Linked DNA regions of Homo sapiens: region 1 is linked to region 2. A link is a contact called in ENCODE Hi-C or POLR2A ChIA-PET data. All regions are on one chromosome and are shown on one strand. The core of a region is the stretch at or near the end of the contact, and the rest is flanking DNA. Distances in the headings are between cores, read along the strand shown.

Region 1 (2,755 bases), core at 1-2,500, 180 kb after region 2:
GGGGCCCCAACCGCACCCCTTCATCCCCCCACCCATACTGACCAAAAAACTTGTCCTTGGAAGTGGCAAGGGGCAGGGCGATGCGGGTGTTGTATTCGGGCAGCCTTCCCTCTAAGCTGGCGAGGAACTAAGCGGGGATGGGAAGCGAGAGAGGAAGGTGGGCGGGGCCAGGGGCCACCGAGAAGTCACGTTCCCCCTCCTCCCTACCCCATTCCGAGATATGCCCTAGTTCCAACTGGAGACCACTGCCCACTCCCATCCCTCCTTAAGCAGGCACCTTGATACCCAGCTTCACCCCCTCATCACTCAGGTCCGCCCCTGGTCTCTGGGGCCCTGCCACTAGGCCTCTCCCCATCCGGATACCCCAGCCGCGTCCTCTAGCCTCACAGGACCCGCCTGCACCTCTTCTGGTTTCTTCCCTCGTGGCTCGGGCTCACCCCTGGCTCGTCAAACCTCGCCCGTTGTCCCCGAGACCCCTTCCTGGCTGATCAGCCTGCAATCTGGTCTCCCGAAGTTGCCCCCGGTTCCCTGGTTTTCCGACCCAGCCCTACTCCTAGATCTCTGGAGCTCTGCCCCATGGCTGCAGGGCACCTCGCGGTTAGCGATGTGGCACAGCATCTCCTGCACGTCGTGGCCCTGGAGCTGCGCCTGCAGTTTCAGCAGCTTTTCCTCCACGAGGCCCAGCAGGTTTGGCACATAGTTATCTGCCTGGGGATCCAGCTCCTTTCCCGCGAAGCGGCCGTCCTCCTGCGGCCAGGGTAGAGCCGGGTCAGCCGAGAGGGGTGGGGCCTCTTGGAAGGCTCCACCCAGGGGCGGGGCTTTTCTTTCGGGGGCGGGGCCTAGGAGGTAAGGGCCCACCTGCAGGGTCGATCCTAGCCATTGGGGGCGGGGACTTAGGTCAAGGCCACGTCTGTGATGGGGGAGCCTCTGAACTCTAACTCTATATGTAAAGGTTTCGGGGAGGCCTCTTGGGAACAGTAAGGATTCGAGGGAGGCCATTGTGGGATGGCCTCCTGAAGAAATGGCCCTCTGCTGCGGGCAGGATAGGTCTTCTGTCTCGGGCTGCTCCAGAACTGCAGATAGGTCTCCGAGCTTTTCGGGGACAGGGTGGGACTTCTTTCCCTTGGAGGCGGAGCTTGAGACGGGACAGGGTCTCTGACGTCTTGGGCTTCCTTGGGGAGTGAGAGCTTCCCCAGGGAGGTGGGGCGGGGACTCTGAGGAATGGGGTGGGGCTTCCCCTGTGGGCGGGGCCTCTGACGTCCGGGACAGAGGATGTGGCAGGCCACGTTCCCTCGGGCAAGCTGGTGTGGCAGGAACCCCGCTTCGTGGCTGCGCCTCTGCGGTCCCAGGAGGGCCTGTCGGGGCTTCCCCTGGGCGGGGCCTACCACAGTGATGTGGATCAGCTTGCTGGCCAGGTGCTCCAGGCTGTCCTTGGCCACTTGCATCGCCCGCAAGGCGCGCTCCAGCTGGTCCTTGGCCTCGGCGTGCCGCCGCTCCTCCTTCTTGAGACGCTCCTGCGCCTCGGCTTGCAGTTTCTGCTGGCTGCAGGGAGCCGGGAGGTCACCCCGGGGGCTCAGCCCGCCCCGCCGCCCTCCCCAGAGCCCCGGTGCCTCACCTCACCAGCGTGGCCTCCCCCGAGTACTTGAGGTCTTCCAGCTCCCGCTGCAGTTGTTGCTTCTCCTGCTTCAGCCTCACCAACGTCTGCTCGTTCTCGCTCTTGAGCGTCTCCAACTGCGCGAAGGTGTCGCCCTGGGCCAGGAACCGCCGCACCAACGACTGCGGGCCACCCAGCCCCAGTCAGAGCCAGGGCCTAGGGAGCGTAGGGGCGCTCCACCTCCTCTCCCCCACCCTGCGAACCCTCGCACGCAGGACAGGTGGCCTGAGCTGGCGCCTTTTGCACAGCAATGTATGGGGACACTGTGGGTTGGACGCAGGGTTGCTTCAAGGGTGAGCAGCCCTGGATATATCATTTTTGCGGGGCCCTTTCTGGCCTATATAAGGAATTTGAGTCAGCCCAAACTCGGGGGCAACTGGAGAGGCGAGCATAGCTTCTTTCCAAAATCAAAGTGCCATCAATTTCTGGCCGTGAATCTCGCCCGATTCCGCAGGAAATACCGCCCGTCTTCGGAGCCATCCGCTCACAAGGCCCACATCTGGAAAGGGGCTGCGCCTCAGTGCCCCAGATGACCCCATAGGTGTACTCCTATAGGTGGGAGTCCCGGAAGTCATCAGGGGTCGGCCCCATCGGAGGAGCAGCAGGTTGGCGGACACCCAGAGGGGAGAAACAGGGTTGGGGTCCAGTGTTCACCGGCGGGAACCAGGACCCAAGGGGGACACAGCGGTCTTAGAATAATGCAAGGAAGACTTTACAGTGAGGGACCCGGCGCAGGGACCCCACTTGCCAGGATCTGAGGATGGTACTGGGCGGTCCACTGGGTCCCAGACCATGTTACAGACACTGGAGACAGAACAAGAGACGAAACTCCCAGTTCTCCTAGAGCTGGCATGGCAAAGGAGTTAGCATGGTGCAAGAGAGAACGGAAGGCGAGTGTAGAAATGACGGCGAGTGTAGACAGCTCCTAGGGGTTTTGCTGCGAAGGGCAGCAGAAAAACTGAACGGTAGCTGGAGGGGGAAGGGATGTTTTTCAAGAAAGGAGCAGGTTTGTGAGCTGAATAACCGACCTGGCAGAGAGGGGAGACAGGGTGTGTCGGTTTCACCGGCTTAGGCACCCCTGGGGCCCGTCTGGGGTGGGGG
Region 2 (2,700 bases), core at 13-2,512:
TCAGCCCACCCTTTCTGGGCTGTGTAGTCAGGGCAGACTCTCCCATGATGTTCTCTGGGGACTGGGGGCTGTGTCCCTCAGGCGCCAAGGCCAGAAATTGCCCTCAACTCTGCTGTCTGTCACCCTAAATTTTTTTTCGTTTTTGTTTTTCTTTTTTTTAAGTGGAGTCACTCTGTTGCTCAGGCTGGAGTGCAGTGGGGCGATCTCGGCTCACTGCAACCTCTGCCTCCCCAGTTCAAGTGATTCTCCTGCCTCAGCCTCCCAGGTAGCTGGGATTACAGGTGTGTGCCACCACACCTGGTGAATTTTTGTATTTTTAGTAGAGATGGAATTTCACCATGTTGGCCAGGCTGGTCTCAAACTCCTGACCTCAAGTGATCTGCCCGCCTCGGCCTCCCAAAGTGCTGGCATTACAGGTATGAGCCATCACACCTGGCCCCCAGGCTGGTCTTGAGCTCCTGGGCTCAAACAATCATCCTCCTGCCTCAGCCTCCCAAAGTGTTGGCGTTACAGACTTGAGCCACTGCACCCCAGCCTTACCCCTACATTTGATCAACTCTGCCCCCAGGACCCCTGCCTGCCCCGCTGCCATTAACCACCTATTGACGCTGTATCCATCTTATTTATTCTGCTTCTTGTCTATGGTCCCCATTAGAAGCTGTAGCCAGCCCCTGAGGTCAGGGATTTGTCCATCATGGTCATCGTTGGGTCTCTGATGCCCCTGGCACAGTAGGTGCTCTCAGTGTAGGTTTGTTGAGTGGCTGAGTGAGAGTGATACTTCTTGTGTATGGGGTGTGCCACGCACCAGTCACAGGACGTAGTCGCCGCAGCAGGGACGACGGGCGCCTCATGTCAGCCAGGAACTTGAAGAGGTCCTCGTCACTGAGTCGCTCAGCCTCCTACATGGGACCCACTCCCGTCAGCCTGGGCCAGGGGGCTAGGGGTCCCCAGGGCTAATGCAGCCAGCGGGGAGTGGGAGAGTCCCTGGCCCCAGGGTAGGACACCTGCTTAAAGAAGTTTGTGACAGTTAGCGTGGCTGGACGGAAGCCAGAGAAGCTGCAGGCGTCGTCCCCACTACTCGCCCGGTCCTGGGGCCCCCGACGGCGGCGGTCTGTCCAGGCTGGCCGGCGCTCTAGGGGAGGGAATGACAATGACAAAAGGGGGACCAAGATGAAACAGGGAGACTCAGGGGCGGCACAGTTCGGCCAGCAGAGGGCGCACCCCCTCGCCCCGTAGCCCCGCCCCAGGCCTGTCAGCACCACCCTTTAGCCCCGCCCCAAGCCTGTTAGCCCCGCCTCCTCACCGCCCTCCGAGTCAGAGTCCCGGTCCAGCTGCCCAGCGCTGCTCACGATGTTGGCCAAGTGCACGGCCGTCCAGGCGAAGGGCATGCGGTAGCGGCCCAGGCGGGTGCAGAACTGCTCGGCCGCCAGGCGCAGCTTCTCTAGCTTCTCTTTGTTCTGTGGGGAGACCCCGTCCCCTGCCAGCTCAGCATCCTAGCCCTGCTGAGTCAGGGATCTGTTGCCCCTAGTCCAGCCTCCACACGCTTACCTTGGCTGTGTCCACTTCTTTCAACACCATGTAAGGCTCACAGCACTCACTGATGTCCCCTTGCTGAAGCACCTTCTCCAACTGCGGGGCAGATGAATGAATCCAGTGAGGCGCTGCCCGAACGCTCTGTTCCCCCGTGCTGGCTCCCCAGCCTCCTGGACCCCTCATGGGCCCTCGGACACTCCTAACATATGAAGGCCTTTGCTCCAACACCTCCCATGGCTCCCGCTGTCCTTGGGATCAAGGGTTAGTGTTGGCCTGCCTGGTGGCTACTCCCTCCCATTCTTCAGATCTACCCCTAACCTCCAAGCCTACCTTTAGCTGGTGATATTTTCCCTAAATTTACTTATTTATTTACATTTATGTATGTATGTATGTATGTATTATATAGAGACAGGGGTCTCGCTATGTTGCCTAGGCTGGTCTCAAACTCTTGGGCTCAAGTGATGCCCCTGCCTCTGCCTCCCAAAGTGCTGGGATAACAGGCTTGCTGTGAATTTTTTTTTTTAGACAGAGTCTCCCTGTTGCCCAGGCTGAAGTGCGTGATGGGATCTCAGCTCACTGCAACCTCTGCCTCCTGAGTTTAAGCAATTCTCCTGCCTCAGCCTCCTGAGTAGCTGGGATTACAGGCATGACCCACCACACCTGGCTTTTTTTTTTTTTTTTTTTTTTTTTTTGAGATGGGGTCTCGCTCTGTCACCCAGACGGAAGTGCAATGGCACAATCTCGGCTCACTGCAACCTCTGCCTCCCGGGTTCAAGCAATTCTCCTGCCTCAGCCTCCCAAGTAGCTGGGACTACAAGCGCCTGCTACTACGTCCCGCTAATTTTTGTATTTTTAGTAGAGACGAGGTTTCACCATTGGTCAGGCTGGTCTGGAACTCCCAACTTCAGGTGATCTGCCTGCCTCGGCCTCCCAAAGTGCTGGGATTACAGGCGTGAGCCACCGCGCCCAGCCAATTTTTGTGTTTTTAGTAGAGAATGGGTTTCACCATGTTGGCAAGGTTGGTCTCAAACTCCTGGGCTAAAGCGATCCTCCCGCCTCAGCCTCCCAAAGTGCTAGGATTACAGTTGTGAGTCACTGTGCCTGGCCTTCCCTACATTTTTCTTTGTTAGTGTAAATAGAGGCCACTCTGGGCATGGCTCTGAGCCA

Evidence for each region. A loop is a pair of places that touch in the nucleus more often than their neighbours do. ChIA-PET counts read pairs that join two places held with the same protein, here RNA polymerase II (POLR2A). Pooled maps may share reads with other maps.
Region 1: a loop to region 2 is called in a pooled map, with 2.8 times the contacts of the local background. The contact joins two enhancer-like sites. A Hi-C loop is called at or near these places in 7 of 50 pooled maps. POLR2A ChIA-PET finds 5 or more read pairs at or near these places in 5 of 52 experiments (A673, BJ, Caco-2 and 2 more).

What each region holds. Positions count from the first base shown.
Region 1 is chr19:11,421,086-11,423,840 of GRCh38, forward strand. It overlaps ODAD3 (outer dynein arm docking complex subunit 3), which reads right to left. Exons shown (of 13, transcript NM_145045.5): 9 at 1,616-1,776; 10 at 1,386-1,542; 11 at 592-747; 12 at 43-127. Among named protein-coding and RNA genes, the nearest start is that of RGL3, 3.1 kb to the left of the region's middle. RefSeq lists an enhancer at 289-338 and a silencer at 1,569-1,628. Within about 2 kb of position 1,251, at least 11 of the 41 ENCODE cell types and tissues checked have a DNase peak (open chromatin) inside an H3K27ac peak, as active enhancers do.
Region 2 is chr19:11,242,254-11,244,953 of GRCh38, forward strand. It overlaps DOCK6 (dedicator of cytokinesis 6), which reads right to left. Exons shown (of 48, transcript NM_020812.4): 10 at 1,549-1,629; 11 at 1,304-1,457; 12 at 1,005-1,132; 13 at 806-899. Among named protein-coding and RNA genes, the nearest start is that of ANGPTL8, 4.0 kb to the left of the region's middle. RefSeq lists an enhancer at 1,228-2,038. Within about 2 kb of position 1,263, at least 9 of the 41 ENCODE cell types and tissues checked have a DNase peak (open chromatin) inside an H3K27ac peak, as active enhancers do.